2 separate regions of the Homo sapiens genome follow, and region 2 is linked to region 1. A link is a loop called in an ENCODE intact Hi-C map of the cell type or tissue named here. Cell type or tissue: endothelial cell of umbilical vein. All regions are shown on one strand. Each heading gives the region's core, and the rest is flanking DNA. Links, peaks and the distances in the headings are about the cores only. Region 1 overlaps CMIP (c-Maf inducing protein). Region 2 overlaps CMIP (c-Maf inducing protein).

What was found. A loop is a pair of places that touch in the nucleus more often than their neighbours do. Peaks named below come from ENCODE experiments on the same cell type or tissue, not always from the same donor. Only the 100,000 strongest peaks of a DNase experiment are listed, where the experiment ranks them.
Region 2: it touches region 1 in a loop (2.6-fold over the local background); 4 of 110 quality-filtered maps call a loop at or near these places.

What each region holds. Positions count from the first base shown.
Region 1 is chr16:81,542,347-81,558,398 of GRCh38, reverse strand. The region is part of intron 1 of CMIP (c-Maf inducing protein); the gene reads right to left. Among named protein-coding and RNA genes, the nearest start is that of MIR7854, 16 kb to the right of the region's middle. RefSeq lists an enhancer at 5,020-5,626. In endothelial cell of umbilical vein, for the core only: no CTCF peak of the experiment used is centred there; DNase peaks (open chromatin) are centred at 4,398, 4,628, 6,188, 6,798 and 1 weaker place; H3K27ac peaks cover 3,566 bases.
Region 2 is chr16:81,485,962-81,502,013 of GRCh38, reverse strand. All of the region lies in intron 1 of CMIP (c-Maf inducing protein), which reads right to left. Among named protein-coding and RNA genes, the nearest start is that of MIR7854, 40 kb to the left of the region's middle. RefSeq lists enhancers at 4,037-4,096, 4,157-4,276, 4,193-4,834, 7,837-8,570, 12,022-12,091. In endothelial cell of umbilical vein, for the core only: CTCF peaks have their summits at 4,095, 6,287 and 6,499; DNase peaks (open chromatin) are centred at 6,113, 7,693, 8,123, 9,363 and 2 weaker places; H3K27ac peaks cover 4,743 bases.

The sequences.
Region 1 (16,052 bases), core at 3,120-11,119:
CATTTCCAGGTACAGACCCAAAAGAATGGGAAGCTTGGTCTGTGTGTGATACCTGTAAACCTACGTTCACTGCAGCACTATCTGTAACGGCCGAGAGGCGGAAGCAGCCTCGTGTCTGCTGATGGAGGGATGGAGAAGCACGGCCTGCATTCACCGCAGCACTATCTCTAACGGCCGAGAGGTGGAAGCAACCTCGTGTCCTCTGATGGACGGACGGATGGAGAAGCATGGTGCAGCATACACAGACAATGGAATATTGCCATAAAAGAGAAAGAAATTCTGACACATGCTACAATATGAAAGAATCTTAAGAACATGACGCCTAGTGAAATAAGCCAACCACAAAGGATAAATATTGCGTGACTGCATTTACAAGAAGTACTTAGAGCAGTCAAATTCGTAGAGACAGAGCATAGAATGGTAGGTGTCAGGGGCTCGGGGAGGGGAATGGGGAGTTAGTGTTTAACAGGGACAGAGTCTCTGTCTGATAAGATGAAAAGAGTTCTGAAGATGGAGGGTAGTGATGGTTGCACAATGGGAATGTACTTAATGCCACCGAACTGTATGTTAAAAACACCTCCGATTTGGTGAATTTGATGTTATGTGTATTTCACCACAATTGTCTTGTTTTTTGAGACAGGTTCTTGATCTGTCAACCAGGCTGGAGTGGAGTAGCAACATCATAGCTCATTGTAGCCTTGAACTAGGCGATCCTCCCACCTTGGCCTCCTGAGTAGCGGGGACCACAGATGTGCACCACCATGCCTGGCTAATTAAAAACATTTTTTCTGTAGAAACGAGGTCTCACTGTGCTGCCTAGTCCTCCCATTTTTATTTATTTTTATTTTATTTTTGGATTTGTTAGCATGATTTAATCAATTATTCCACATTATAAACATATATTAAATTATCACATTATACTCCATAAATATGTAATACATACAACTATTGTTTGTCAATTAGAAAAAAAGAACGAAGAGGCTGCCAACAAGATGGTAAGTACACAGTAATAAGTGAATTCAACCAACATGAGTGAATTCAACCAACATCAGTAAATTCAACCAACATCAGTAAATTCAACCAACATCAGTAAATTCAACCAACACGAGTGAATTCAACCAACATGCATTTGGCATTGACATGGCCTTGGCCTTCATGGAGCTTCATGATCTCGTGGGGGAGGTGGCTTCTCATTTTTAAATTAAACTTTTCATTTGAAAGTACTTTTGGATTTACCGAAAAGCTGAAAAGACAGTAGAGAGGATTCTGGTAGCCCTCTCACCCAGCTTCCCTTGGTGTTGACACCTTTCAGACCATGGAACATTTTCGTCACAAGCAAGAAACCATCATTGGTCTCTGATGCTGAACTAACCCGGACACTTTGCGTGAACTTCACCAGTTTTTCCCAAGTGTCCTTTTCCCGTCCCTGGATCCCATCCAGGGCACCACATGACATTGAGTCATCGCGCCTCCTTGGCCTCCCTGGTCTGGGACAGTTTACGCTTTCCTCAGCCTTGAGGACCTGCACAGTTTTCAGGAGCGCCATTCAGGCACCGTACAGAATGTCCCTTAAACTGGGTGTCTCCTATGTGACACCTGCTTTTGTGTGTGTACACGTGATGTACAATTGTGTGTATAAGTGATGTCCAATTTAGCCATTTTAACCATTTAAGTGTACGGTTCAGTGGCATTTGGTCCATCCACACTGCTGTGCAACCATCGCCACTGTCGGCCTCCAGAGCTTTCTCATCTTCCCAAACTCAAACTCTGTCCCCATCGAACACCAACTCCCGGCTCCCCTTCCTTCTACCTGTGGTTACCAGGATTCCACCTTCTGTCTCTGGAGACACTGCCTCATGCCCATTAGGAGGGCCACTGATAAAACAACGGAAAATAGTAATCGTTGGCACATTGTGGAGAAATCACAACCTTCACGCATTGTTGGCGCGAATATAAAAGGGTGCAGCCAAGTTACTATGTGATCCATCAATTTTACTCCTAGCTATATATGCAGAAGAATTAAAAATAGGGACTTTTAAAAGGGACACCAGCGCACCCGTGTTCAGAGAAGCATTACTCTAAGTAGCCAAAAGGTGGAAGCAACCTAGTGCCCGCCGCCACCTCCTTCTGCAGCAGAAGGCATTCCCCCATAATAACCAGTCCAACATCTGCCTTCCACCCCACCCGGGCTAGAACAGGTTCCGTAACAGCAAAATGAGATGACGTGCAGCCAGGTAAGTGGACTGTTCTACTCCTGAGATCTCTGGCCTCAGTTCCCAGGACTCAGAAACTCTGAGAGAACAAATAGCTCACCGCTGGGTCTGCATTTTCCAGGGAAAAAATGGCTTCAGACAGAGAAGACGGTGATTCTGTTTGGCCAGGACTGGACTCAAATTCTAAGAAAAGTAACAGTCACAATGGAGCTCCTATTAATTGCACACTTCCTGTATACCAAGGTTTACCCCTAGCTCTCATGCTCACAGCTCTCCCAGGGGTGGGTATTATTATGGATCCATTTTAGAGATGAGGACACTGAGGTTCAGGGAGAAAAATCACTTGGCAGGAATCAGTCTCCCCCAACCAGGGCAGACCAGACACACTCCAATGGCAATAACCAGCCCGGAGGGGTTTCATCTATGCTGGAGATCTCCCCAGGCTTAGGTGGGGACGTTTCTCCTTCCTGATTTAGCTTTGGGGAGCACAGTATACCCTGGTGGGGACCCATGAAGATGGTGACTTCACAGACTTGGTCACATCACTGCCAGGCCGCCTAGGGAAATGGGGTCATCTCAGATCTCTCCGGGCCCCAAATGCCCAAATGGCAAGGCCCTCTTGGACAGGGAGCGGACAGTGTATGTGCTGAGCTGGGAATGAGGCCTTAGACCCTTTTGTTGTGCACACTGAGTCTGTGTGCATCCTGTAGGGTGTGTTACCTGGGCAGGTGTGCTTTCACTGTCCCCATTCCCTGCTGAGAGCATGAATTCTTCTGTCTGTTTTGCCCATGGGTCCGGATTCCTCTCTGGCTTTCTGCTGTGCCTGATGTCACTTGGGGACTCCCACAGTCTAGGGGGGGTTCTTGATTTCCCCAGAGCTATGGTGACCCACTCAGGGGAAAAGCAACTGGAGGTATCTATCTCAGCACCACACCATCACGTTTCCCCTCCCTGGATGAGGCCTGCTGCTTATTATAACAATGACAACATCGGAAATGCTGCTTGTGGATTTCTGCAAGAGAGGAGATGACAGGCTTTCTTTGCCCTCCTGCTCTTTGTTGGATTCTGCAGACCCGAGATGAGGCCTTGCGTGTGTGGGAAAGTTCCCTGTGGCTGGGAAGACTGATGGCACAGAGGAGGCACCAAGGTGACAGCTGGTGCCCCTCCCACTGTAGGGGTGTGTCGAGGCAGACTTACCAGGGACCAAGGAAAAACCCCCCCTTCTGGGGGGCATCCCTAGGAGCTTCCAGCCCAATGACACCTGCGGCCAGGGCTTCAATTTGCTGAAGATTAAAGTGAAAACAAATATATTTTAAAGTTGCCATCATCTCTTCAGGGCCTGTTAGTTCCTAGCAGACACGATGCTAAGCACTCTATGCTTTCGTTGGGTCCCACAGAGTCTTACCAGATATAACGATTATCTCCATTCTACAGACAAAGAACTGAGGCCCAGAGAAGAATAAAGTTGCCTGCCCAGGGTCACACAGCCAGAGAAGTGGCTGCAGGAAAAAAGGCACCTGCTGACAGCGGTGAATGAAGAAAATGAGAAAGTGAAAGGACAGCTCTGAGCCAGAAAGTAGAAATCTGGAGGTAAACATGAATTCGATTATACACCCATATTTGCCAGTCTGGGATTCTGCAAACTTCTCAAGCACCTGGTAGTGGCCTCCTGGAGGTGTGTTGTGAACGGTTCTGCAGCTGCCTCTGGGCTCAACAGGAAAGAGTGGTGATTGATTATTGATGTCTGCCAGGGCACACAGTTCTGAGAAGTAGCAGAACGGATGCTACAGGAATCTCCTGCCCAACTCTCTGAAGCAGGATATTTCTCTGAATCTTTCTGCTCCTTAGCTTCTCCTTGCATTAAATGAGCTCAGATAGAGAATAACAGGTTAAAGTGCCTTTTGAAGAGGAGAGCATTTTCTCTGAATGCTAATTGCACATCTGGCATTTGTTAATTCAGAGATAAAACTCAGTTCTCATGGAAAGGTAGACTCCCCTCAACATACATTTATCAGGCACTGATTGTATTATTGGGTATCCGCCCTCAATGAGTTTGGCAAGGAAGACAATTAACTTAATGATTATTTAATAATTATTGTTGTTCTAAATGCCTTAAATGGAAAGTACAGAGGGCCAAGTCCCGCCCACCACAGGGCAGCCTCGCCTTCCTGTTGAGTATTTGATTCTGATGTGGAAAATTACTTTTCTGTTCACAGCCCACTGGAAACGCTTGCATGGTGGCTCCAGTGCCTAGGAGGGTGTTAGACCACCAAAGAATGTGGACACGTAATATAAAAGGGCCAGGGGGGCCACGTGTCTGCACACAAAGCTGAAGGTGGTCCCTCCACCAGCAATTTGTCTATCTTTGCTAATTAGAAGCTCATGCCTCCTTCTTTGCTTTTTCCTGCCCCACAGAGGAATCTTGGCCATGCTGCCTATAGCTTTTGGCAAGGGGCGAGGGCACGGGAAAGAGAAAACACAAATGGCATCTGGCAGGGCCAAGAGAGGTGCGTGTGAAGCTGGCGGAGCACGCCCAGCCTTCCTCTCCAGGCTGTGTTTAGAGGTCTCTCTCTCTCCCCTTGGCCTGAGCACCCTCCCCACTGCCGGGTGAAAGGAGCCACAGGGCGTCACAGTTGCCTCCCCTGTTCGAAGCTGGCGCCGGGACAGGCAGTGGGCTCTGTTTGGAATATATGCTCTTCATCAGACGACTCTGAAACAATCACCCTTTCTGGCCCGAGAGGAGGAAGGCACCTCTGAGGCCAGCGCTTCCCCCAGTGCAAACAGCGACCCAGCCTGCCCAGTCCTGCTTTCAACTTTGTTGCTTTTGCAAATACGGTCCTGGGTCCTATTTCCCACATCCCTGCAGCCAGGTCCCGCCTGCCTCCTGGGGGCATGGCCTGCTCCAGTGCCCAGGCCAGGACGCAGGAAGCCAGCCCCTTCATCTTCCAGAAAAGCAGTGGGCGGGAATGGGGATGAGCAATCTGCGAAACGGAGCAGGCCACAGTCAGGGTGGAAGAAAACGAGGGAAGACTGAGAAACAGTGGGACTGAAACAAGCAGAGACTCAGGCCCTGGGTGCTGGGACCCACGTGGCTAAGCAACTGGTCTTCACAACATTTATCCCCACCTCACCTCCCTAACTCCTCCTCAATCCCCAGACAGCAGCTGACAAGTCACGTCTTTAGAGGAGACTTTCCTGTCCCCCAGGGAGGGGACTCCCAAACCCCCTGCACTGGAAGTCTCTGCTGAAGGTCAGTCTTCCCCTTGGAAAGGACTGGCAGCTCCATGAGGACAGGGCCCTCATTCCTCTTGTGCACTCTGTCCCCAGCCACAGCAATGAAGGAACAAAGCCAGAGAAAGAGAGAGGGAGGGAGGAAGGCAGGTAGCCTGGCTTCTCCCACTAAGGATGGCCCCTGGTGGTAGGCACAAGAGCAGCTCCAAAGATGTCTATGTCTTCGCCCTGATCCCCAGAACCTGGGAATGTGCCATCTGACATGGCAGAAGAGACGTTGCAGATGTGGTTCCATTAAGGACCTTGAGATGGGAGATTCTCCCAGATTGTCGAGTTGGTCCCAATGAAAGAGGAAGGCAAAGGGTCAGAGAGAGGCTGGGAGATGGTACACAGGTGGCTCTGAAGATGGAGGAAGGGGCCAAGAAGCCAAGGAATGCAGGTGGCCTCTAGAAGCTGAAAAAGGCATGGGAAGAGATTCTGTCCCCTAGAACCTCTGGAGAAAACATCCTAACATAGCCCACCTAACATAGCCCAGGGGGATCTGTTTTGGATTTCTGACCTCCAGGACTGTAAGATGATTGATCTGTGTGGTTTTCAGCCACTGGGTTTGAAGGAACATGTCACAGAGGCCACAGGAAAAGAACATCCCCACTACACACAGGATACCCTCGGGAACCACCAGCCAGCCCTTATCAGCCCAAGTGAGCCGACGTCAGAGACAGGCAGACAACTACCAATGAGCACAGAGTTCTGGCTTCCTTCCACTGCCACGTATGGGGAGGATTCCAACTCCCTGCCCCCTTGCAGCCAGGCCACCGCTACACAACTGGGCCTGGACAGTCAGATGTCAGAGGATGTCACACAAGTCCCTCCTAAAGCCAAAGGATGCAGCTGCCAGCGCTGGGCTCCCCAGTCCTCCCTGCCCCTGCCGCCGAGGCTGCAGAGTCACCAGGTGGAAGGACCCCACCAGCCAGGGCCCCCCTGCACACTGCCGGTGGGGAACAGCGTCCATGGTGACTGAGCAAGAACAAAGTTGTTTCAAGTCCCTGGACCGGGGAGTCTTTGTCACAGCAGCAGAGCCTCACCCATCTGAGGATGCATGGGGAACTGTCTATGGGAGCAGGAGCTGTCACCCACATGCATCCAGGGGAACTGTCCACAACAGGGGCCTCAGCCACCTCTGGAAGCAGAGGCCACCTTGGACACAGACCCCTATGATGTCCCCAGGGCCCTGTGACAATTTCCACCTTGGATGGGGGAAGTTTGCCTTAGTCACCAAATGACTGTGAGATGAAATCACTTCTTCCAGACAGTGTGGAGAGAAAACGGAAGACAGAGCAGGTTCCCACAGCTCCCACATACTGCACACGGCCCCAGTGTGTCTTTGAGGCACACACTGCAGCCACCTACAGCCACACACTGACATGGCTGGCCCGACGTGGTCCTCTGTGCTTCCTTCCTCAGGACCCCAAATGTTTTTTCATTTTTCTGCTTCTCAGCCAGGTCCCATGTGCCATGTCTGTGGCTGGGATTCCAGGAAGCCAATGGATATTTTCAGCTTTATTGTCCCATTTGTCACTTGCTAATTAGCTAGAAGTGACTAATCAGAAAACAGTTGGGAGGCAGAGGAAATCCCCCCATTTTCCTGGCTTTTGGTTGCCCATGGTTACTCAGAACCCTCTGGGTGTGTGTGATGGAACTGGGGTGTGTGATGAAACTGGGGTGTGTGTGATGGAACTGGGGTGCGTGTGATGGAACTGGGGTACGTGTGATAGAACTGGGACATATGTGATGGAACTGGGGTGTGTGTGATGGAACTGGGGTGCGTGTGATGGAACTGGGATATATGTGATGGAACTGGGGTGCGTGTGACGGGACTGGGGTGCGTGTGACGGGACTGGGGTGCGTGTGACGGGACTGGGGTGCGTGTGATGAACTGGGGTGCGTGTGACGGGACTGGGGTGCGTGTGACGGGACTGGGGTGCGTGTGACGGGACTGGGGTGTGTGTGACGGAACTGGGATATATGTGACGGAACTGGGGTGCATGTGACGGAACTGGGGTGTGTGTGATGGAACTGGGGTGTGTGTGATGGAACTGGGGTGTGTGTGATGGAACTGGGGAGGGCACAGAATGGGGTTAGGACTTTCTTCATCCTCTCCTGGGTGTAAGGAGAATCTATGTGCTGTAACCAGGCATCACTTCAGAATGACAGTGCTGTGGTCACCAGTGGGCAAAAGCCAAGGTCACCAAAGCCCCTGACTTCAGCCTTCTAGTAGTTTCTAATTGATCAGGTAGATTCCAGAAGCACAAACAGCTCCACTGGGTCCTCCTGGTCTATCCTAGCAATAGCAGCCATGTGACCCCAGGCCACACCTAGAGCACAGAGGGTGGAAGCCACATAGACATTCTTTGACGGGATAAGACCTGTCAACACCATCCTGCCCAGTGCTGCCAAGGTTTCCCAGCCAAGAGTGGGAGGGGGGCATGAGCAGAAAGAAGCAACTAAAGCCCTGCGACCCTCCTGCACCTCCATGGACAGGGCCAGACCTTCCCAAAGCTGGGAGGGCATGCCATCACTGACTGCCACCTAAGGCAGGCCCCAGCCACACACACACCTATGACCCATGACCTTCAATGCCACTCCACACCAGTGCTGTTCCTTATTCTCCCATTTCACGGATGAGAAGACTGAGGCTCAGAGAGCTTGCATGACCAGCCTCAGATCATGCAATGAGTAACTGGCAAAGCTGGGTATTAAATTCAGGTCTCTCTGTATCCACTGTGGAACAGTAAGGAAAGAAGGAGTGCTACCGAGGGCATGGGCAGGGTGCTCAGTGTGTACTGCCTTCGTCCTACAGCCATAGGGGTGGGGTGAAATCACATCACATAGGCACACGCACAATAATTCTGACACACATGTAGATGTGCACACATTTGCCCACGCACACGGGTGAGCGCATTTAAATATGCACATGGGCACTTGGACGGCACAGGCTTGTGTGCACATACACACACACACAAATGCACAAGCATGTACACACAGCACACTGCACACACACATTCAAATACACATGTACAAACATACACACTGGCATATGCACGCGCGCATGCACACACACATTTGCCTGGTTTCTCCACATGGGAAGAGAACGCGCAGTTGCCTTCAGAGGAACCAGCCAGCACCCTGTGCCCTGCTGGGGCACCCAGGCCCTGCTCTGGGCTCGGTCTGCCCAGCTTACCAGGTCTAGCAAAGGCCAGTCCTTGCTGCCTGTGTCCTTTAGGGGCGATTTCATCATGAATGGTACAATTTCCAAAGACAAATAAATAAAGAGGAGGTCTCAGCCCCGCCTCTCAGGACCACTGGCATTTCACTCAGGGCCGCTTCTTCAATATCCTCCGCCCCCCGCCCCCAACACACACAGAGCCCAGCCATGAAAATCCCCTACATGGGACAGTTTCCTGGGGCACGTACAGCACTCCAGGGCTAGCAAGGAAAAGTGGCAGCTATCTGCCCAAGGAGAATTTCCCAACGGCCCTCGGCTGCTGGCTCCTGACCTCATGGGTGACAAAGTCCAATGAAGAAACAGCAGATGTGAAACCAACGGCCCCCCATTTGCAAGCCCGGCATTTTCCAGGGTAAGGTTCTATCGAATGATTTACCAGCTCAACCAGGTTAATCATTGCCTAAGAAATACAAATGGCTCCATCAACCCTCAGGCTGGTCACCCAGGTGCTCCTGCAGGTTGACCGGCTCCCTCCTCATCCTGCAACCTGCACTTAGGGTCTGGTTTGTTGACTGAATAAGCCAGTGACAAATCATCAGAAAAGCCCCTTTCCCTGACTACCTACTACACATCTGGCTTTGGGCCACGCCCTTTCCACCTAAGCCTGCAGTAAAATAGATCCAGGAACTGAGTACAGGCCCATGCAGACAGACCTGGGTTCAAACCTCAGCACCAATGGTCCAGCTGTGGTGCCAAGTCAATCCTCGTGTGTGAAATGGGTTGCTATGAGAATGAAGGAGTCAATGTGTAAAGCAGTGGTTCCCAACGGGGGGCATTTGGCAATGTCCAGACACAGCTTCCTTTTTCCTTTTTGTTTTTTTCAGAGACAGAATCTTGCTCTGTCACCCAGGCTGGAGTGCAGCAGCATGATCGTAGCTCACTGCAGCCTTGAACTCATGGCCTCAAGCAATCCTCCTGCCTCAGCCTCCCACGTAGCTAAGACTACAGGCACACACCACCATGCCTGGCTTTTTTTTTTCTTTTTTTTTTTGTAGAGGCATGGTCTCCCTATGTTGCTGAGGCTGGTCTCCAACTCCTAGCTTCAAGTGATCCTCCCACCTCAGCCTCCCAAGGAACTGGAATTACAGGTGCATGCCACCACACGTGGCCTGGAGACATTTTTGGTTGTCACAACTGGGGTGGAAGGGTGCTGTGGGCATCTAGTGAGTGGAGGCCAGGGATGGTGCCAAATGTCCTACCATGCCCAGGACAGTGCCCGCAATAAAGACTGATCCAGCTGGCTGGTGCCTCACACTGTAATCCCAGCACTTTGGGAGGCAGGTGAGACAAGAGGACCGCTTCAGCTCAGGAGTTCGAGAACAGCCTGAACAACAAAACGAGACCCCATCTCTACAAAAACTTTAAAAATTAGCCAGGAGTGGTGGCCTGTGCCTGTAGTCCTAGCTACTTAGGAGGCTGAGGGAGGAGAATCGCTTGAGCCCAGGAAGTCGAGGCTGCAGTGCGCCATGATTGTACCACTGCACTCTAGCCTGAGGGACAGAGGGAGACCCTGTCTCAAAAAAAAAAAAAAAAAAAAAGTGATCCATCCTTAGATGTCAGTAGAGCTGAGGCTGAAAAATCATGATGTATATACTACAATGCTTGGGTCAAGGTAAGCCCTAGATAAATGCCAGCCGCTGTAATGATCTGGAAATTGTTCCAACAGCTTTACAGCATGACATGATTGCCGGCGTGCTGCAGAGGAGGCTGGGATCAGAGGCTGCGAGTTGCTCGGGTGACAGGAAGAGCAGAGCTGAAGAGGCCTGCCTGGCTCCCTGGGCATTCCTTTGTTGCCACAGCACCTGGCCCTGGGGCACAAGCTGGTCCCAGGCCAAGGGTCCCAGTGTCCAATTTCGGTGTCTGCCAAATTCCCCCTCACTGCCCCACAACTGTGAGCCAGCCTCTCCAATTCTTCTTCATCTTGCACTTCCCCAAAGGGAAGAGGGGCCATTTCCTGAAGTGTTTTCTTGGGTACACTGAACTAACGGACACTCAATCTGGACCCTGCAGGCTTCTGAGGAGATCCCTTCCTTCCTCCTCCTCCTCCTCCTCCTCCCCCGCTTCCCACCCTCCACCTGCAAACCCTCGCTTTTGCCTGAAACGGTAAGTTTGTCTCCAAGGCCCAGCTACCCCTCTGAGCAAGGTGTCCAGCCCTGACCCCGCAAACCAGGCCCTCCTCTGAACTGGTTGTCACTGGCTTTGGGACCCTCTGCTCAGCGTGCCCACAGCAAGAGATGGCCTGCAAAGACCCTCTATCTGACTGGAAGGGCCAGCAGGGAGCCTGGAGCGGGGGTCTTTCTGCAGAGATGGCAGAGCATCTGCAGGAGCTGGTCTGTGTCCCCCTCCAGAGTCACCCTCGCTGCACACACCCCATGCCCTCGGCCACATAAACATGACATGGTCTACGACCCAGCCGCGCTGAACCCCTTCCGTCTCTCTTTCTGGAGGCCAGGCCTTGACATATGTGCTTCCCTCTACCAGATATGCTATCCCTCTCCTCCTCTGCCCCAGATCCTCCTCACTTGACTTAAACACCATTGAAACCTCCCTGCCTCCGGGAGCCCAGGCATGGCTCGGCCATCCCACATCTGTGTGCCCACATCCCAGCCCAGACTGCCCTGTACTGTCACAGAATATGTGCCGGTCTTTAATACCGCAAGGCTGTGCACTCCCGGGGGAGTGGCCTTTGCAGCCCAGCACCATCCAGGGAGCTCTCGCGATGCAGGGAATGTTCTACATCGGCACTCTCCAGTACAAGAGCTGTTCGCCACGCGTGGCTACGGAGCACTGAAGTGTGGCTACGTGCCTCACAAGCTGAATTTTTACTTTGGTCTAATTTTAATTCAATGTAAATAGCCATACATGGCAGCGGCTACTCTTCCAGCCAGCACAGGTCTAGAGGGATGTCTAGCTCCCATCCAGTGCTCCACACCCCCTGAACAAGAGAATGAATGAATGATGAGTGAACAGCACTTGGTTCTCACCCTCCTTTCTCACCCCGCACGATAATCATCTGACTTCAATTTTCTCCACGAGGCCGCAGCTACCTGCAGGCAGGAGACACACAACTGTGTTCGCTCATTGCTGTAACCTGTGCTTTCTTCGGTTCCTGGGACACAGACCCTCAGTAACTATTAGTTAGATGAATTAATGGGTGAATGAATGAACCGCCTGCAACTGAGAGCCTCTTCTCCTTCCCCACCAAGCCTCAGGAAAACTGTCATGAAAAGGAAAACTCCCTCTGGGTGGATTTCTGAGTGCACCTCCAGCCCAGTTCATCCTCTTGCTAAAGGGACCGCCGCCCTACATGCTGGCTCTGTCCTGCCTGGCATTGAGAGGGAGCTTCTGCCGCCGGCGAACAAGGCATCCTTCTCCATGCCTTCTTCCTGCTCTCCCAGGACACCATGGGAGAAGTAGGGCAAGTCTGTCTTCTCTTGACTCAGAGAGAAGGATCGGGATTCCTCATTTCCCTGGGCTGCCATTCCCTGCCTCCTGGCCCCAGCAGCAGGATGCCCCCACGAGGTTTCAGGAGACACGATAACTCGTAAGAACCAGGGTGAATTTGAGAGTCTATTATAAATCAAATGCCTTTCATCCTCGACTGCTGGCTGTGATGTTCTCCAACACTGCTATTCACAGCGAGCGCCATTTGCGTTTTCCCCACCCACCGCCCCGTCCCACTTCCTTCTGATGTAGGTCACGGTGGATTCTCCCTGAGTTCACTAGATCTACCTGCAGTGAGGGGGTGACACCGCTTGAAGCAAATTTAGCAATTCTCTTACAGGCATGTGGGAATCCCGTGCTCGCTCATTCAGCCGAGACCCAGACTTGTACTGTGTGTGGAAAATCCTGTGCAAAGACCCTGGGGCCCACGGGAGGGCCGGCAGGAAGGCTTCTATGCCCAGGTAAGCTGGGCGTTTGGAGCTTGAAAACCACCATCATTTGGAAACAATGCTGAGGAGGGTTCGGATTCTAGAACAGAAGCAGATCAGTCAAGTAGTAACTTGCCCTAGTTTTACCGTGAGCATCGCAGGTCCGCCCCGTGCTGTGTGGTCTGGACCAAGTCACTTCTCTCCAGCCTCATGCTTCCATCTGTAGATGGAGGAGGATGCTGGAGCTCGCCACATAAGCTGTGTGGATTAAATGCCATTCATAGAGCACTGAGCACAGGGACTCTTCACACAGGAGACGCTCAGTAAACGTTATTACTGATGTTGTCACTGTTGTGTGCACGGTCCCTTTTAGCTACACAATATAAGCATCATCTTAGTACAGAACCTAAGCTTCTGCTCCTTCACTGCGAGAAGCATCAAGCACCCACCCTCTTCCAGGCACCATGCTAGGCGCTGGTGATACAAGGACGGGTTCGTCTGCAGGACTTCTCTAGAAGCGCAGCAAATCCTGAGATAACGAATGCATTAAATCAAACACCACAGTACCTGTGGTCAGCCTGTCTCAAAGGATGGAAGAAGCTAAGGCACCCTGCAGGGAGGAGGGCAGGCCTGGGAGAGTTTCGCACCAGTATGAGCTGAGCAGGGAAAGCGGAAAGGGGAACCCTGGCTGTGGGCCTGGCATCTTCTAGGAGTCTAGGAGTTTACAAGATCATGGGCTCTTTTGGGCAACAGCAAAAGGTCGTTTGTGGCTGGAGCACAGGGTGTCTGGTAAGGAACTGGCAGGAGATGAAAATGAAAAGATTGAGTCTGGCCCCAATTTGGCAGCCTTCTCTGCCAAAAAAATGAGGGGTTGAACTTTGTCCTGTGGACAACAGAAGGGTTTTAAGTACCACTCATAAAGTTACTCAACCCCAGAAACCGGAAGCAGAGCCCTCCATGCACGCACACACATGGCATACACACATCTCACACATACACCCTCTCCACACACACGTGCACACACGCAACACTCCACACATACACAAATACACGCACACACACACATGCACATATACACACAACATTCCACAAACATATACACACATACAAATACCCATACACCACACATATTCAAACATACACACACACACACAGGCACACACACATGCACACATGCACCCCTGTGGTGGTCCTGGCACCCTGCACTGGACCCAGAGCAGAAATAGAAGTCCTTAGGCTCCAAGATATAGCAATAAGGAGGTGGCCTGAGAGCCACACAGAGGCCGGGAAGGTCAGCGGCAGGCTGTTTGGAGAAGGAAATATTTAAAAACAAGAGGTTTCCTGTGTGCGCGCACACACACACACACACTTACCCCCTGAGGATGAGACAGAGTCCTATCAGTAATTCTTTCAAAATAATGCCCTCACGTGTTCACGCCACACACATAGCACCAAAGAGACTTTGCAATTAAAAAATTGAGTATTTTTCACTTGCATGACCCTCCAGCCTCGGTCTCATTTGAGAGCTGAAGCCACCCCTCTGCCCAGCACCCACATTGAAAAGGGATGCGTGCACATGACTTGAGTCTGTCTCCGTGAGTTCACACTCACTGTGCACTAGGTGCATGTGGAACCCCACAAATGATGGATAATTGGGGCGGGGGGACCCCTGCGTGTCCAGCGTTTGCCCTTCCTTCTCTCTCTCCTTTCCCCTCTTCTGGGCTGATGAACTGTTTTCTAATGGGAATGGGTACCCCAAGGAGGCTCACAATGGAGATTTCTCATGCCAGGTGGATGCAATAAAAATGTGCTAAAGCTCCTTAAAATAGCTGTGTTCTCCCAAGTAAGATAAACCTTTTCCCGATAATACGATTCAGACCTGCAATTAGCTCAGTAAACCCTCTTCTTTAGACAGAAAGTAGAAGGTGAAATGGAAGGCATTTCAGGGGTCATAGCTGGACTAGTGGAAGTTGATTTTTTAAACAATGACTCAAACTTAGTTATCTCCTTGGAAGGAAAGACTGCCTGAGCCAAATAAAAATTTCTCTTTGTTTCAGAAAATTAAATCCCCATCCTTTGTTAGGCCTGATATAGAAGCCAGGCACTGTTCTAAGATAGTAGCTTGTTTTATCCTCACCTTAGCTCTAGGTGGGGAAACTGAGGAACGGGGGGAAGTGACTAGCCCATGGTCATAGATAAAAGCCAGGAATTGAACACAGGCTGTCTGGCTCCAAGGGTCAGATCTTACCCCCACGACCCTGACCCCCCTTCCTTTCAGCGCCCTCAGTCCTGCTGCTCTGCTGGAAAAGGGAGGTCACAGGCTGGCCCAGGACGCAGCAGGGAGCCCTGGGCGGCCCTGAACTTCAATGTGGGGACACTAGCCAACGCAACGCCTTGGCAATAAGCAGCCAGCTACAGGGGTGGGTATGATTGTTTCTGAATGTTCTCACGGGACCAACAAAGAGCGCTCTCCGGCTGCCGTGTAGCACTGGACATGATTAGGGAAGGGAGGAGAGGGTGTCTTCCAGCCAGGAAGCTGGCCCACAGGTGTCACTTTGCCATCTCAGAACCACACAGTCTTCAGATTCCCAAAGTCAGACCCAGCCCACCTCTCAGATGCGCTCACCTGGAGCGAAGCAACTTCAAGGCCACACAGCAAGCCATCAGCAGAAAAGCAGTGACACACAGTGCCACCAGCCAGGCCTGGGCCCTTGCCACCTCATGGGCTCCAGCGGGCAGGGCTCAGACCAGCACCCCGTGGAACGGACTGGCTCCCAAGCGGCCTCTCGCTAGGCCTGGGGCAGAATTCACAATCCCCCAGAGAGTGAAGCCACAAGTCAAGCTACATACTGCTGCAATGTAAACCGTTCCTTCTCTCTGTTCTTCCGTGCTAGGGACGGTGCTATGGATTGTATGTTTGTGCCTCCCGGAAATTCCTCTGTTGAACCCCCGACCCTGCAATGTGATGGTATGTGGAGGTGGGGCCTTTGGGAGGTGATTAGGGTTTGAGGAGGTCATGAAGTTGGGGCCCCCATGACAGGATAAATGTCCTCATAAGAAGAGAGGCCAGAGTGCTCTCTTTCTCTACCATGTGAGGACACAGTGAGAAGGTGGCTGTCTGCAAGCCAGGAAGAGGGCCCTCACCCAAACCCAGCCAGGCCAGCACCTTGACCTGGAACTCTGAAACAATAAATGCCTGTGGTTTAAGCCACCCAGTCTATGGTGTTTTGTTATGGCAGCCCAATCTAACACAGATGGAGAATACGACCCTCAGATGAAGGTCCAGAAAAACACACTCCTGCAGACCCTATTCCCAGATGCAGGCCAGTTTCACCTGCCTCTCAAGATCACGCACGCCATGCTACCAATCTCCCAACCTACGCCATGCTACAAATCTCCCACCCTCGGTGCCTCACAGAGCATACAACTGGGACTCAAGAAATGCCTGCG
Region 2 (16,052 bases), core at 3,334-11,333, 57 kb after region 1:
CTCATGTGTTGACTGAATAAAAAAGTCCTCCCATCATCCCCAGGATTGTTGCCATTTCATAAATCAGGCAAGGAAGGCACAAGGACTTAAGTCACTTGCCGGTTAGTAGCAGAATGGCTCACGCCTGTAACCCCAGCACTTTGGGAGGCCGAGGTGGGCGGATCACTTGAGGTCAGGAGTTCGAGACCAGCTTGGCCAACAGGGTGAAATCCCGACTCTACTAAAAATACAAAAATTAGCTGGGTATGGTGGCATGCACCTGTAATTCCAGCTACTCGGGAGGCTGAGGCAGGAGAATTGCGAGAACCTGGGAAGCAGAAGTTGCAGTGAGCTGAGATCACGACACTGCACTCCAGCCTGGGCGACAGAGCGAGACACCGTCTCAGAAAAAAAAAAAAAAAAAAAGAACCAGAGTCAAACCTAAGCATCAATGCCCATGCCACACCCATCCTGAGATCCTGCCCCCGACCCCACTCCACCCCCAGCTACCGCATTTTCTCTCCCCATTCAAGAATTTAGGGCTGTTCTGCAGATGACGCTATTTAATAGCGTAACCTTATAAGTCAAGTAAGAAGGAGTGCAAGGAGCCCGATACAATGCGTGGCACAGGGCACTGCCAGAGCTCCCCCTGGGGCCAAAGAGGGGCTTCAGGTCCCCTGAGGCTGTGTGGCACACGCAAAGCAGGAGGCACCAGTCCCAAAATAGGACGGGCATTTGCTGCCCGTGCGTCACAACCCAAAGTTGTTCTCCTTTTCTCTTCTTGCCAAATTACTCGATCTCAGAAATTCCTTAGCAAGACAAGACTGAAATGCAATCTCCAACCCCATCAGGCCCAGTGGAATTTCACCAACACAAATTACTGCGTTCTCCAGGAAAACGGAGGACGCTGGCCTGAAGTTTCAGATTCTCAGTAGGTCTTAGAAAGCTCCGGCACTTGAGCAGCTCCTGGAAGTGGCAGGAAGTGGTTTGCCTTTGCTTATTTTCCAAAGGATAACCACCAGATTTGCTCGTAAAAACTTGCTAACCAATTGGCAGAGGGCACCTGCGCAATCCAATGATTTCTCATATCCTGGGTTTTTCTTCTCTTGTTAGTTCAACTCGTGAGGACTTCAAAGACGCAGATGCACAAGGCTTGGCTTGGCACATGCAAAGAAGGAAGGAAAGAAAGAAGGAAGGGAGGGAGGAAGGGAAGGACAGAGAGGGAGGGAAAGGAAACAGTGGGCCGGGGAGGGCACAGTGGCTCATGCCTGTAATGCCAACACTTTGGGAGGCCAAGGTGGGTGGATCATTTGAGGTCAGGAGTTCAAGATCAGCCTGGCCAATATGGTGAAACCCAGTCTCTACTAAAAATACAAAAATTAGCTGGATGTGGTGGCACGCGCCTGTAGTCCCAGCTACTCAGGAGGCTGAGGCAGGAGAATCACTTCAACCCGGGAGGCAGAGGTTGCAGTGAGCGGAGATCGCACCACTGCACTCCAGCCTGGCGACAGAGTGAGACTCCATCTCAAAAAAAAAAAAGAAAGAAAGAAAGAAAAGGGGGAGGAAAGAAGGAGGGAGGGAGGGAGGAAGGGAGAGAGAGAGAGGGAGGGAGGGGAGGGAGGAGGGAGAGAAGGAGAGAGAGAAGGAGGAAGGGAGGAAAGGAGAGAGGAAGGGAGGAAAGGAGAGAGGGAGGGAGGGAGGGACAGAGGGAGGCAGGGAGGGAGGGAGGCAGGAAGGAAGGAAGGAAGGAAGGAAGGAAGGACGGAAGGAAGGAAGGACGGAAGGAAGGAAGGAAATTTTGATAAAGAATCAAAATTCACCAAAAGAATCGTTAAGCCACAGCCCATGGCGTCATGTTCACCGATGCTCAGGCAGGACTGCGCACCAGCTCTAAAAGTCGCCAGAGGCTGGGGCTGGCAGGACACAGAGTGAGGGAGGGAAAGAGGAGCAGAGACCAAGGAGTGGCTGAAGAAGGCCGATTGCCCCAGGGAGACTGGGTATGTTCTGCATCAGGAGAGAGAAGGAAGAAAGGGCTCCTCCAGAAGTCAGCAGCCCAAGCAAAGCAGAGGAGCCAGGTGAAGCCCAGAGTGCGTGGGGCGCCCCGGAAGGCAAGGGCAGAGGAGTTTGGATGCCTCCCATAGGGCCAAAATAGGAGAGTCTCGCCCGGGCTGACAAGCCCAGACTTGAATCTGAATGCCACAGGCAACAACTGCGAGTTGCTGGGCAGGACCGGAGCTGCCGCCCCCAAAACTGTTTCAGATTCAGAGGGCGCTGCTGGGTAAAGGAGGGGTAAAGGACTGGACGGGGAAGCTGAGTCTCCTCCACCACTTCTCAGGAAGCCTTTGGGGAGCCACCTCTGCTCCCCGGGCAGAGGCCACATGCCAGCCCAGTCTGCTAAGGACATTCCCAGATTCTTGGAGGCTGGGATGGGGGCACGTGTCCTGGGCCAGCCCAGAAGATGGATGACAAGGAAGCTACATGGGCGCCGGGACAGGCGGATGCTAAGGTGAGGAGACAGCTCAGCCAGGGCTGCCTCCCACTCAGAGGTCATCGCCAGGTCCAGATCTGTGCAGTCACTTCCCTCCCGAACTGGGCACTTGGGAGAAATCAGAGAATATCCTAGAAGGGACTCTGAAAGGGAGCTGGAGATTGGGGCGAGGCTTGGGGCACATGTGTACATGGGTGTGCAAGTGGTGTGTGTGTGCAGAGACAAGTATGTGTGCCGAGTGTCCTTCCATGCATAGGTGTGAGGCATGTGCATCCATGACCTTGAGATTGAGTGCTCATGGCCATATGTGTATACGGTGAGGGGGTGTGGCCATGCTGGGACACGTTCACAGTGTGAATGGTGCATGCATGCACACACATCTTCAACAGGCAAACAGCATCGTGTCAGGGCCAAGAGCCTGGACTGAAGCCTTGAGCACACGATCTAGCTTCTCTACACCGATCTAACTGCTCTACACCTCAGTTTCCTCATTTGTAAAATGGCGCTAATAACAGAAACTACCTCCTAGTGTTGATAGGGGGATTAAATACATTTGAATTTGTAAAGCACTCAGATGCTTGTACATGGGGTCCTACTAAATGGTATGCATGTGTGTGTTAAAAAATAAATGCATACGTGTGGGTGAGTGGTCGCACAGCTGGGAACCTGTATGTATGGAGAGGTGTGCACGGTGTAAACTAACTGGGACTGTGTGCACACGCAGGGGCAGGAAGATATGGGCTGGGTGTGCACGGATGTGCAAGAGGGAGGTGTGTCTGCCCGTTTGCAAACGTGTGGACTGTGTGTATACATGACGCCTGGGGGAGTGCATGCCAGGGCCCAGGACATGTGTGCTCAAGGACCATGGGGTGTATGCATGCACACACGTGTGTGCTCGTGGGGTATGCAAGTGTGTGCAGCCATGTTCTGGGGCACACATGTGTGGGCACCTGGGCAGGGGCATGGAGGGATGGGAGCCATGAGTCAGGTGGAAGGACCCTCTCAGAGTGAGGCGCGAGGAGCAGAGGCCTGATAACCCCCGTGAGAAAGCAGGACCACTGGGCAGAGGCAGAGTGGCCCCCTCAGAGCTGCCGAGCAGCCCCAGGGGGACTCGGTGCAGAGGTGAGGACCCAGACCAAAAAGGCCGGGGGACAAGGGCCGCATCTCACTCAGGCCTGTGCCCAGCCCCCGGCACTGGACCGTCCTCAGGAAGCTGGAAAGGAAGGAAGGAGAGAATGTGCCCAAGGGAGGGACACAGACCCCAACATGACAAGCACCATCCTCAGGTCACGTCCTGGGGCTCCACATCCATCATTTCATTGAACCTTCTTGACTGTCCTAGAAGGAGCCACGTTTTCAGACAAGGAAGCCGAGTTCTATGGTTAAAACATCTGCCCAGAGGCCCACTGCTAGGGAGCAGCAGGTTCCAACCCAGCTGGGTCTGACCTCTGTCCTCAGAGCCACCATGGTACTCTGAGAATGAATGAATGAACCAACACATGCATGCATGAATGAATGAACAGACCAACAAAGAACAATGAAAAGGAAACCGAAACTTAGTGCCCGGAAGAGGAATAAAATAAGGGAAGCACCGGAGAGTCGGCAGGCACTGCCTGGAGAAGCCTCTGGGGGGACCACAGCTGGAGCAGCAGCCATGGTGGCCTGCAGGGGACCCAGGAGCCCACGCTGCACGGGCAGAAGGAGCTTTCTTTGTAGCCCTTGAGGCTGCAGCAGCAGAGGAGGCGGCGGGGCACCTGTGTCGGCCAAGGCTCCCAGAGCACAAGCCCTGTGGCTTCACAGCAGGGCCAGGCCACTGAGCCTTTAGCACCAATTCAGAAAACCGGGATTCTGCACTCTATGCGAGTCCTGTGGGATTTGGGGTTAACAAGACCTCGGCTGCCCAGGCCCAGACACCCTCGGAGAGCCAGTCTGCCGAGGCCTGGGCATCACCGGCAAGATGGGTTATTAGAGTGACTTCTCCAAGCTGGCTGTGTCCTAAGGCCCCGTAGGGCTCAAACTAATGAAACAATGAGACAGTCGCCTTGCTTCCAGAGACCCTTCTGGGAGCCACCAGCTGGGTTCGGGGGTTGTTTAGAAACAGTTCCTAGAGACCCCTACTTATTATGAGCTCCAGCTCTAAGTGGCCTCTTGGAAAAGTGGCTCAACCTCACTGAGCCCCAAGTTCTTCCTACACAGTAACAATCACTCATCCATGAGGGGTTATTGGTGGAGAGGACCAATACAAGGTATGAAAAACACATCTCGGAGGACAGGTAGCAGGTCCTTCCAAGTGACAGCTGTTCTCATAAATGGGAGCCATCAGAGCCCTAGGTCTGCCTGAGCAGAGGGGAGCCCCAAGCTACTGAGTCCCCCGGGCTATGCAAGGCTGTCAGGCAGGGGTTGGAGGAGGGTGGACTGTTGCATGGGCACCACCAGCTCCAGCTGCCCCATCACTGTGCCTGGGAGGCCCAGGGTCTACACCTCCCTCTCCGCCTAGACATCCCCACAGCCCGGACACCCCTTACGAGGCCCAGCATCAGGGCATCTGTGCAATCCACTTTTATGGCCTCTTCCAACTGTTGAACCCCCCAGCCAGCCAGCAGTAAGCAAATGGCCCAGCTGCCAGGCTGTGGGTGGGTGTCCCGGGCACTGCCCGCCAAGCGGCACTGGCTTCTCCCTCTTGAACTTGTCCTTTGACCCCTTGGCTCCCATTCAGTTTCACAGAATGTAAGACTCTGCTCATTTTAATTGGGAAGAAGCCCAAGAGATGGAGCACCAGGTTTCAAACTGTGTTCCCAGGGGTCCAGGGTCCGCAGGGGGCTGACCCCCGCCTCTACTGGGATGGTGTGCCTTTATGAACCTTCTCTTCTTGCTGTTGGAGGAGACAGCTGTGATACCAAATCCCTGGAAGCACGTGCACAAAAGCTCACCAAATTTAAAACTGAGCTCTCCCGCACCCCACTTTGCTACTTTGAGACATCGTCATCCATTCAAAGGGTTTTATCACTGGATGAAACAACCATAAATCTGATTTGATCCTTGCTGAAAGGCTGAAATTTTAATTGGTCTTTGTCCTTCAAAGTCCTTCTCACTTTTCTTTTCACTTGTCAGGGTTGAGAAGCAATTAACTCCCCTCCATCGTACAAATTCTAAATAGGTTTCACTTACTTCCTTGTTTCCCATCCATCGCCCCCAAGTAGGATCGCCCCCATGAAGGGGGTCTGTTTTGTTCACTGCTGTATTCTGAGCACACAACAGGCACGACAAATATTGATTTAATATTTATTTTAATTAACTAAATGTAGCAATTTTAATAGTAACCATAGCACCTACTATGGTCCAGGCCCTGTTTACACATGTGATGTGTGTTAACTCACCCAGCACTCATATCCACCCTTGGAGACCAGTCCCATTATCCCCATTCTACAGATGAAAAAACAAAGGCACCACTACACTTGCTACCCTGGATTCACAGCATCTTCAAAGCCCCACCCTCGGTCCCTGGCTCACTTGCTCTCCCTTCCCTGGAACAACGCCCTGCTTCCTTTGCGCCCCTGCCAGCTTCATGGCCTCTTTCTCTGCTCCTGCAAGTCTCGGAGCTGGGGGAGCTGGGGGAGCTGGGGATTATCTCGCAAACTGCATTTTACAGATAAGGAGGCTGAGGACTGACAGCTTCCTGTCTAGTTGGGGGAATGAGGTGGAAAGAAAATGACAGCCAACAGCCAAGTCACTAAGGGAGGCCAGCAGATGCCCCAGGAGAGTGAGTGGCCATGGCTGACCACAGCAGGCAGGGGCTTCCAGGAGGAGGTGACAGCTCTCACAATGTCTCAAGTCCTCCAAAGAGCAGCAGCCCACAGCTTTGGGGTCTCAGCCATTCCTCCCACAAACATAAAAAGAGAAGGGGCCTGGGGTCTCTCAGATTAGCAGACACACCTGCCCACCCTCTGAGAAGTGGGTCTGTGAATTTCACTGGCCTGTGGCCAGCAGCAGCAGGCGAGGTTTTAGGCACAGACATCAAGCTGGACAGAGTCGTTCCCCACATGGGACTGTACCTCAGCAGCCTGTCCCATCCTTCCCCGGACGCCAGGGCGGAGATCTGTAACTTCCCTCCTCGCAGGAAACAGAGCGGCAGCCCGGCCGGCTTGGTTTGTTGTTCTCAAACGGTTATGCCATGCACGCCCAGCCCATCCAAGAAGCCTGTGGGTCGCCTGGCTCCTGCTTATCACTGAACCAGCCTGCCCAGGGCCCCGCCCCAGAGGGTTCATCCTCTGCTTCCCCCAGGCTGAGAGGTCCACTCTGACCATCAGTGTCTGTTTCACTGAGAAACCCTATGCTACAGTAATGATGATGATGATGGTGAGAGCTAACACTGAGTGCCAGGTACTCCACAGTCATTAATTCACATATGCAAACCTATGCCACGGACAGCATATGAGGTCCATTTTACAGAAGACAAAACTGAAGCTCAGAGAGGTCACCTAATGTGCCCAAAGCCTTACAGTCCCCAAGTGTAAGGTTTTGTCATCAGAATTGTGTGTGGGTGCCATCTCCGACACTAGCTCTATGATCCATGGCTAGTTACATAGCTGCTCTGTACCTCAATGACTTCATCTGTAAAGTGCGATACTGGTGCCCAACTCACGGGCTTCCTTGGCAGGCTGAATGAGAAAGCACCTGGCAAGTAGGGGCTCTTGATAAATGGCAGTTATTAGTATTTATTGTTATTAATAATATTCATGATGAAAAGAGATTCAGAGTTGTTTGGGGACAAGGGTATCAGTTACCCAGGGGCACCTGGGCAGTGTCCATCCAGGAGTCGAAAGAGCACAGGCTTTGCAGTTGGCCTGACCTGAGTTTGAACCCAGCTACCATGTCCTGCTGTGTGACCTTAAGCATCAGCGGAGGCATCGGGGGGCGGCCCCGGGGGTCCCCCATGCCCACAGGTGCCTCCTCAGAACGGGAGCCGGCTGGGGCTCCTCCTGACCCTCTTTGATACCGTGCTTCCTGAGGGGAGTGTGTCCTGTTCCGCTTACACCCCAAGGTGGAAGGGGAGCTGTCTGGCCGTCCCTGGAGAGCTCTAGAGAAGGCCCTTCCCAGGTCCAGGCTATAGGGAGACCCACCCTCTCCCAGCACAGCCACGTGCCTTCTTTCCCACCCTCTGCGTCAATAAAGGCCAGTTCTGGGGAAAGCTTCAGCCCCGCATCTGCTCCATTCCCAGCACATGCCTGGAAACACCTGCAGCTGGCTGGGCTCTGCCCTGCGTCCCTCCAGCACTGGGCTGGCAACCGAGAGGGGAAGGATGAAAGACGAGTCTGAAATCACGGCTGGAGACCCAGGAAGAGGCAGCTCCCACAGTCTGAGGCCCCGGTAACTGCCCCCGATTCCCCCGGTGACTGCTCAGCAGGCAAGGACCGTGCCTGGAGGGAAGCTTCTGGAACATTCTTCATCCAGGTGGACAGGGGTGTTACCTTTGAGCCAGGGACTCTGGCTCTGACCTCCCCGATCACATGGTGAATCACATTTCCACATACTCACACTGGTTGTTTTTTTAATTAAGAGATTTTAAAAAAACGGCTAATAAATAAGTCATCTTCCCTAAGACTTCCTGAGAAGCACCAGTGTACAGGCGAGGCCTGAAACATGAAACGGCGGGTGACAGGCCGCGTGAGTCACAGGGCAGGCCTGGGCCCTGAAGCCACGTGGGTCACCTGCAATCCCGGTCCCGGCTGCTGTGTGAGCCAGCAGGTGACTCGCCCCTTTGAGCTCTGGTCTCCTCAGCTGTGGGTTCTGCGACGTGCGTGTTGCTTCGTGTATGTTAGGCCCTCATATTCGGCAGTTTGTTGCTGCCATTGTTATTACTGTTGGTGTTTATATTAACTGTGAAGCTCAGTTTTCCCATGCGGAGAGTGGGAACGAGCAGACCTAACTCGCCACACTGCCGGAAGATTCAACAAGGCTGGGCCCGGGTGGCTTGCGCCATGCTGGCTGCTGTCCTGATGCCCTTGTCATCGTCACCATAAAGAGGACAGCCCCTTGAGTCACACGGTACACACTATGTGCCCCACTCCAAGTGCTTTATATTTCGTACTTCGTTTAATCCTCACAAAGACTTGAGGAAGTGGGCGACATTCCCATCTGCATTTTATGGTCCAGACAACAGGTAACGACAGGTAACGACAGGTAACGACAGGTAACGCGGAGGGTGAGTGACCCCAGAGCTCCGGCCTGTGCACCTGGGCACAATAACCCCTTGCACAGATGGCCCCAGTCCAGCTCCCACTGCTGCCCTCAGACTGCACTCTGATGCTGGGGGAGGGCCCTAGAGGAGAATTCGGTGTGGTGGCTCCATCACCCCTGAAGTGTCTGTGTGCCGGGACCAGGATCAAGGCCCTAGGTCCTCTGTGAGGACGTACAAGACCCTGGAGGGGCAGGAACTCGGGTCTCCCAGCTCCAACCTACAGCTTCCCCCGAATCAAGCTTCCAGTGACCCCCGCCAGCGGCTCCTCCCTGCATTCTGGTCCTTTCCAGCCCAGAGTCCCTTCCAGGGGCGCAGGGAGCAATGCCCTCCTACTAAAGGGGCATCTGCATCTTCTCGCTCACGGGCCCTCCTCTTCGGCCGCTCCCTTCTCTCTGTGTGTCTGTCTTTCTGGGTCTCTCTCTCCCACGTACCCCCACCCCACACAGCTCCCCGTAACCCACTCTCCCTTTACTCCCCATTTCTCCCCGACCCCCCACGACAACTTCCGCCTCCCCTCCTCTTCCACATCCTGCCTCTTGTCCTCCTTATCCCGGCTGCCTGCCGTTTCCGTGGTCTATTTTTGCCAGCCTTTGTCTTTGTTTCTCTTCCCCCCTTTTTCTCCAGGGCCCTCCCTTCCCTCCCCTGTTTTGCCTCCTCCTCCCAAGGCGCCTTTGTCCCCAGGCCCTCTCGAGGGCCTGCATAGCCTGGCCTGGCCAGCAAGGCCCGGCCCTGCTAGCAAGGCCCAGCCGGCCAGCACACTCGCTCCCGGCCACCGCGATGCCACTGAAACCCCTCCCTGCTCTGCAGCCAGAGGAGGAAGGGAGAGCCTGGGCAGAAGGGACACTTTTTCATCTTCATCGCTAACAGAAGTGCTCATGGCTGAGTGGCCACGGACAGAGGGACAGAGGACTCAGCCAGGAGCTGAAGGCACTCAGGCATGTGTCTCAAAGCCAGCTGTTGACTAATAACACTGAACACTGCACCATTTTCAACACGTGAAGTTAATTTAAGAAAAAAATGAAAAACAATGACACCCGGAGAGGACATGGCAGTGTTAAAATAAGGACGCTTGCACCCTGTGGATGGCATTACAGATGGGCTCCACTCTGCGGGAAAGCAAGAGAGCCTCATCGATATCCAAAGCCATCAAAATGTTCATACCCCTGTGGCCGACTAATCTCCCTCCTGGGAATTTTTCCAAATGATCTTTCATCATCAAAAGGAAAGGATAAAAACGCTACAGGCACGCAGATATTCACTGTGGCACACTCTATTGAGGAAGAAAAGCAGGAAACGGCCTTAGTATCTAACCAAAGGGAGATGGTTTCATGAAAAATGGTGTGACACAAAAGATGACCACGTGGCCACTAAAAAGCTTCCATCACGGCGAAGACTAGGTAAAACGTCATCTCCGCTGATGACGGTAGAGGAGAAAATGGAAAGAAACCAGCATGTTCACTGTGCCTGTAATGACATAAAAGTATGTGTACAGATGGGCCAAGACCAAGAGGAATAAGTGGAAAATCGATACAAGCAATCCTCAGTAGCCAAATCCATCCAGCTCCCGAGTTCAGACAGGGAAGGGTGCCAAATGATCCAGATCCACGTGATTGTGGAGTTGGGGACGTCAAGCGGCAAGAGTTCGCCAAGTGAGGAATTTATCTGAAAATACATCCAAACCCATTCAGCTGGTGTATACTTGGGTAGGGTAGGATTTCCATACTTGGGTGAATTGTATGAAGAGGTTTTTTTCGTCTTCTTTTAAATTATCTTCCATGTTCCACTGATACTGTTTTTGCAATTAAATAAAGGAAAATCAGAATTCTCGTGTCCAGGGCTTTGGAGCCCACAGAGGGCTTTCCCACACATAATCTTCCCTGAGCCTCACAAAAGCTCTGTAAGGAAGCAGGGCAGGGAGTTTTACTAACCCCGTTTTTACCAAGAAAACGAGGACTCAGAAAGGGTGTGACTTGCCCAGAGTCTCACACAGCCATGCGGTGACAGAGACGGGACTCAAAAGGCAAGGGCTGGCCCAGCCCTGTCCTCACCAGGCTCTTGTAAGGCCAACCCCAGACACCGGCACTCCAGCCCCCTAGACATCTCTGGAGCTGTCGCCCTGTGATGGGTGACACCGTTCCTGAGCCCTCACGAGGATAATGCCTGCAAGGGTAATGGCCAGACCCCACATGGGTCAGGAACAGGAACCCACCACAAAACCCCTACCCCAGTCTCTCAGCTCAGCCCGCGCAGCCCAACGAGAGCCAAGGCTATGCAGTCAAGCAGTCACCAGTTCAAATCTCGACCCCTCCACTGTGTGCAGGCTGGACCCCTTGGAGCCTCCACACAGCCAGGAGAAAAACTGGCATTACACAGGGGAAACTCTTAGGATCACTAGATAAAAGGAGAAAGTGTGTATTCTGCACCCAGTTCGATGCCTGCCCCATCTCAAGTGCTCCCTATGCCTCCGTGTCCTCCTTGGGGCCTGTGCATTTGCTCTCCTTGTCTGGAATGTTCTACCCAGACACCCCAGGGTGGCTCCCTCCTTCACCCTCCTTAAAGTTTCACATCAAGTGTTAGCCTGGTAGAGGACTGGCCACGCCACAAACACCTGCTCCCTTTGCCCTGTGTGGGTCTTGTCTTCTTCAGGGCCCTTATTCCCCCGCCATGCTAGGCATTTGGTTTTTCGTTTTTGAGACAGTCTCCCTCTGTCGCCCAGGCTAGAGTGCGATGGCGTAATCCCGGCTCACTGCAACCTCCACCTCTCGGGTTCAAGCAATTCTCCTGCCTCAGCCGCCCGAGTAGCTGGGATTCCAGGCACACACCGCCACACTCAGCTAATTTTTGTATTTTTAGTGGAGACAGGCTTTCACCATGTTGGCCAGGCTGGTCTCGAACTCCTGAGCTCAAGCAATTTGCCCAACTTGGCCTCTCAAAGTGCTGGGATTACAGGCATGAGCCACCACGCCCGATCCATGCTAAGCATTTGTATGCTGGTTTGTTACAATAGCATCAGGCCTCTGCACTGGGCTCTCCTGACCACGAGAACAGAAACATCATTCACTGTGATGCTATATTCCTTGCACACAGTAGGAGCACAGAAAACCAATGAATTAACTACTAACTGGTAGTGATGACTCTGTCAGAGAGGAACAGGAACCTTTAGCTACACCTAACCTCTTACAGCCCCTGAGGGATGTCAGGCTCCTTGGGACACTACAGGCCTCTGGCACAGGCGTGCAGGCGTGTCCACAGGTCTCTTGCCCTCTCTCACTTCCCCTCTCACTCCCCAGGGACCCAAAGAGCACCAGTCCAAAGGCTGGTACTGAGAAGATATCAAGAATCCCGGTGGCCGGAAACACATAAAAAACTGTCTTTCTGCAGCAGAAACTGCAGATTTCAGGACATCACTGGATTCTGAACCCCTAGAAAAGGTCAAATTCCTAGCACTGGAGAGCTGGGGAAGTTCCCGAGACTCTCCTTCCCCTGTGCCTCCTCCTGCCAGAGTTGGCATTTGCCAAAAGCTCCCAGCGTGAAGGGCCCTTCGCTGGGCACTACGCACACATCGCACATCAGCTCTCTCCCCCTCCCTGAACGAGCCTGGGCAGTGCCGTTTCACAGAGAAGGGAGGGGGGCTCCATAAAACCAGAAGCAGGAGCCAAGGCCATCCCACAGCTGGGTCCTGGGAGAATGGTGGCCTCGTGGGTCTGTTTGGTGACAGGGTGTGCTGGGTTCCTGCACTCTGAAAGTCACACACTTGTAAAGTCTTCCAGACCTCCGGGTACAGCGGCACTTTTGGAAAGAGGGACTCACAAAGGAGACCTCTCCTGCTGGTCTCTCACCCAAGCCCCTGCACCCAAGTGATGTACCTGAATAATACGCTCTGACTACCGAGGAGAAAAAAGTACCAGTGTATTGTGGTACTCCTTTCCTCAGGGCCTGGAGCCTCTGCAAGTAAAGTCCCCCTCTGTGGGGAACAAGCACTACCTCCCCTCTTCACCCACCAACTCCAGCTCCTCCTCTCCTGTGCACATAGAAGTCACCTCCTCCAGAAAGCCCTCCCTCACCCCTCAAGTCAGCCTCTGAGTGCACCATCAGCATCTGTATGGGCACATCGTACCCCTCCTTGCCCGCCTTTCCTCATGCCACCAGCTAGGGATGTGAGCTCCCCAAGGCCTTGGACCAGCTGGGCCTTCATGGGTGCATCTCCTGTGCCTGAGAGTATGGCCAGGACAAAGCAGACAATCAAACTGAAAAATGAATGAATAACAAAAGAATGAACGAATAGAATGAATGAAAGCAGAAAGAATGGGAAGAGACTGAATGAAAAAAAAAATGAATGAAAGAATGAAGCATGAATGAAACTCACAGGAAGGTCTGAAAGGCCATCTCTTCCAGTGCCTGCCAGAGACAGGAAGCAAAGTCCAGCATCAATGACAGTGGCTCACATCTGATTCTACAGTGGCAACTACATCGCTCTGCCAGAGATTATTCTCTCCCCGTCTTCCAGATCACACTGGGCCTGCAGAACAGCGAAGAGCCAGGAGCTGTGGGGAGAGTTCCCGAAGAGGAGTACAGAGGTTCTGTGCCCTCCCAAGGCTCTCCTGAAAGTCACAGGAGCCTCCCTGGTGCTGCGGTAAAGCAAGGAAGCTGATGACTGCCCAGGAGTGCCACCAAGGAGAAGGGGCACACAGAGAGGGGATGGGGGAAGGAACAGGCATGTCACCCTTATAGCAGTCCCAGGAGACGCATATATCCACTGTTTCGGGGAGAACCAGACACAGAGGAGGCCAACAATCAAAACCTGCAGGTGGAATGAGTGGATGACTACAATGATGGCTAACAGCACACTCCCTCCGTGCATCGGGCCCAGTTCTAAGCACTTCATACGTATTACTCATTTAATCCTCCCTGCAACCCAGTGAGGTAGACACTATTATGCCCAGTTTAGAGACAGGGAAACTGAGGCACAGGGACTCTCAGCGGGTGACCCAAGGTCACCCACTAGGAAGTGGAGGAAGTGGAGGAAGAGGAATTTAAAACCCATGCAGACTGGCTCTGGAATATGAGCCCTTAACCCCCTACGGTCGCACTCTCTCAGCTTCGGTGTGCTACGGTCACGGAGCTAATCAGAACCATAACAATAATAACAATGTACTCATCTTTAGTATGCTAAGGTCATGCAGCCAATAAAATAAAAGTCATGCAGCAGTCTCAGTTTACTATGCAAACGGCGTCTTGCCAACAATAATAAACAATAAAACAACAATAAATAAAAATAAAATAAAATAATAATTAAAGTAAGATGCGAGGCTGCCAGGGCATCCCAATGGCACCTCCAGGTTGCAAAGAGCAGAAGCCGAGAGCAGTCATTCCATGCAAGAAGAGGCATTCGAAGATCGTCTAGTAACCGTGTTTGCAGAGCCGGAACATCCTTTTTGTTTGTTGATAGGGGATTGCTCTGAGATGCTGCTGGGCTAAGCCCCCTGAAGCTGCTCTCTGGCACCACAGCTCTTGAGCCTTTACTCCGTGCCAGGCACCAACCAAACACTTTGCATGGGTTTTTTCCTTTAATCCTCACACAGACCCTGTGAGAGTGGTGCAAGGAAGCCACAGTTTGCACATAAAGCAAGCTGAGGCTCAGAGTGGTTAAGTGACTTGCCCAGTGTCACAGAGCTAGGAAATGATATCTGAACTCAGCCGCTCTCTGACCACAAAGCCCAGAGCCTTGCGCTCTGGCTCTGGCTTCCTTCGCCTTGGGAGAGGAGTTGCTGCCTGGAAGCCACGCGGGCCATGCTGCCCAGCCTGCCCATTCCCGCCAAGCCGGCCCGCTTGGCAGGCCACAGGCTCAGAACCCCTCACTTCAAAGTGATTCACCCTCAAGGGCTGTGTGGTTTGGTCTGGGGCCTCGGGAGTGGAGCAGTCAGAGCCCCACTCGGCCCTGACCACCCAGGTTTGAAGCGGGTTCCTCAGGACCTCAGGAATCCAGGTGCCAGCTCGCCGTGACCGCCCGGGACAGCCTTGCTTAGCAGAGGCCACCATTTCTCAAGAAGTCACGCTGGGGCTCCCAGGTAGAGCAGTGAGGCTCAGGAGGCAAGGGAGGGTGGGGAGGGGGCACCCCAAAGTAGCCCCCACACCCCCCCCGGTTCACTAGAAGCCTCACCCCTGCAGGGCCTGTTCTGGTTCTCAGGGCCCCCCATGACCAGAGGCCAAGCACAGCCCAGCAGGCGTCCCCTTCTGTTTCTCCGAGGCCTGGTGTCCAGAGAAACGAAGCTGCGCCAGCTGCCCCCACCCCAGTCCCACGCTCCCTCCAGAAGCTTCCCTCACGGCGCTCAACGCCCAGTGCGGTTATCGCCTGCCGTGCGCCTTTGAACCCCAGGAGGCCGGGGAGTATGGAATGTGCGATGCCTGAGGTCAGAGCTCCAGTTTGATTTGAGCTGGGTTGAGATGAGGGGAAAATGGCCAAGAACAACTCACTCATTTACTTCATTTCCAGACTTGGCGGCTGTTGGGGCCGGGCTTCCAAACCAAGCTGGCTTTGGCCAGGACATCTGCAACAGTGCCGGCCACCAGGCACAGCTGGATTCGCTTAGGGAGTTAAGAGCCTTCAAGGTCTCTTAAGAAATTAGTTCCTGGGGAGTCTGGCTCTCTCTGGGGACCGGGCAATGGGCCGGCCCACTCCAGCCTCACCTCCTGTGGCTGAGGACACCCGGAAACTCTGCGGGACTGGAGGGACTCGGCGGTCTGCTTGGAGAGTCACTGTGTGCACTCAAGTGCAAAGTGGCCCGGCCCTGGGCACCCCTCCTGAATGAACTCCAGCGAGGACCCGAAGTGCAATTTCCTAGTTGCCACTGCGTCTCAGGGCCTAGGACGTATGAGGTGAATTAGAAAAGAAACCCAAGAACAAATGGATGATCCTTGGTTTCCACATCTGTCAAATGGGCGCGATCATATCTACCTCCCAGGGCTGCTCTGAGGCCTAGTGGATGGACGAAACAGATGCAAGGCCCTGAACACAGAGTGCGCATGTTTGTCTCTGAATTAAGTCCATCAACTCCAGATCTCACAGCCACTTCTTGGGAACCTGAATATCTCTGAGAAAGCCTGGCTGTGATGGAAAAGCCTCCCTTTCTTCCCCTAAGCCCGTTCATGTGAGTCTGACACACCAGCTCGCTCTGGCCAGCAGGCAATGAACGTGCAAACCAACACGCCAAGAACAGAGTGATGGCCTTGCGTGTGGCCTTTGGGAGCCCCTCTCTGCCTGTCAGGCCGGGTGCCAGGCTCTCACGCCCAACCCCTCAACCCTCCGCAGTAGGTCTGGGAGCTTAGGATCATCGGTCCCATGACACA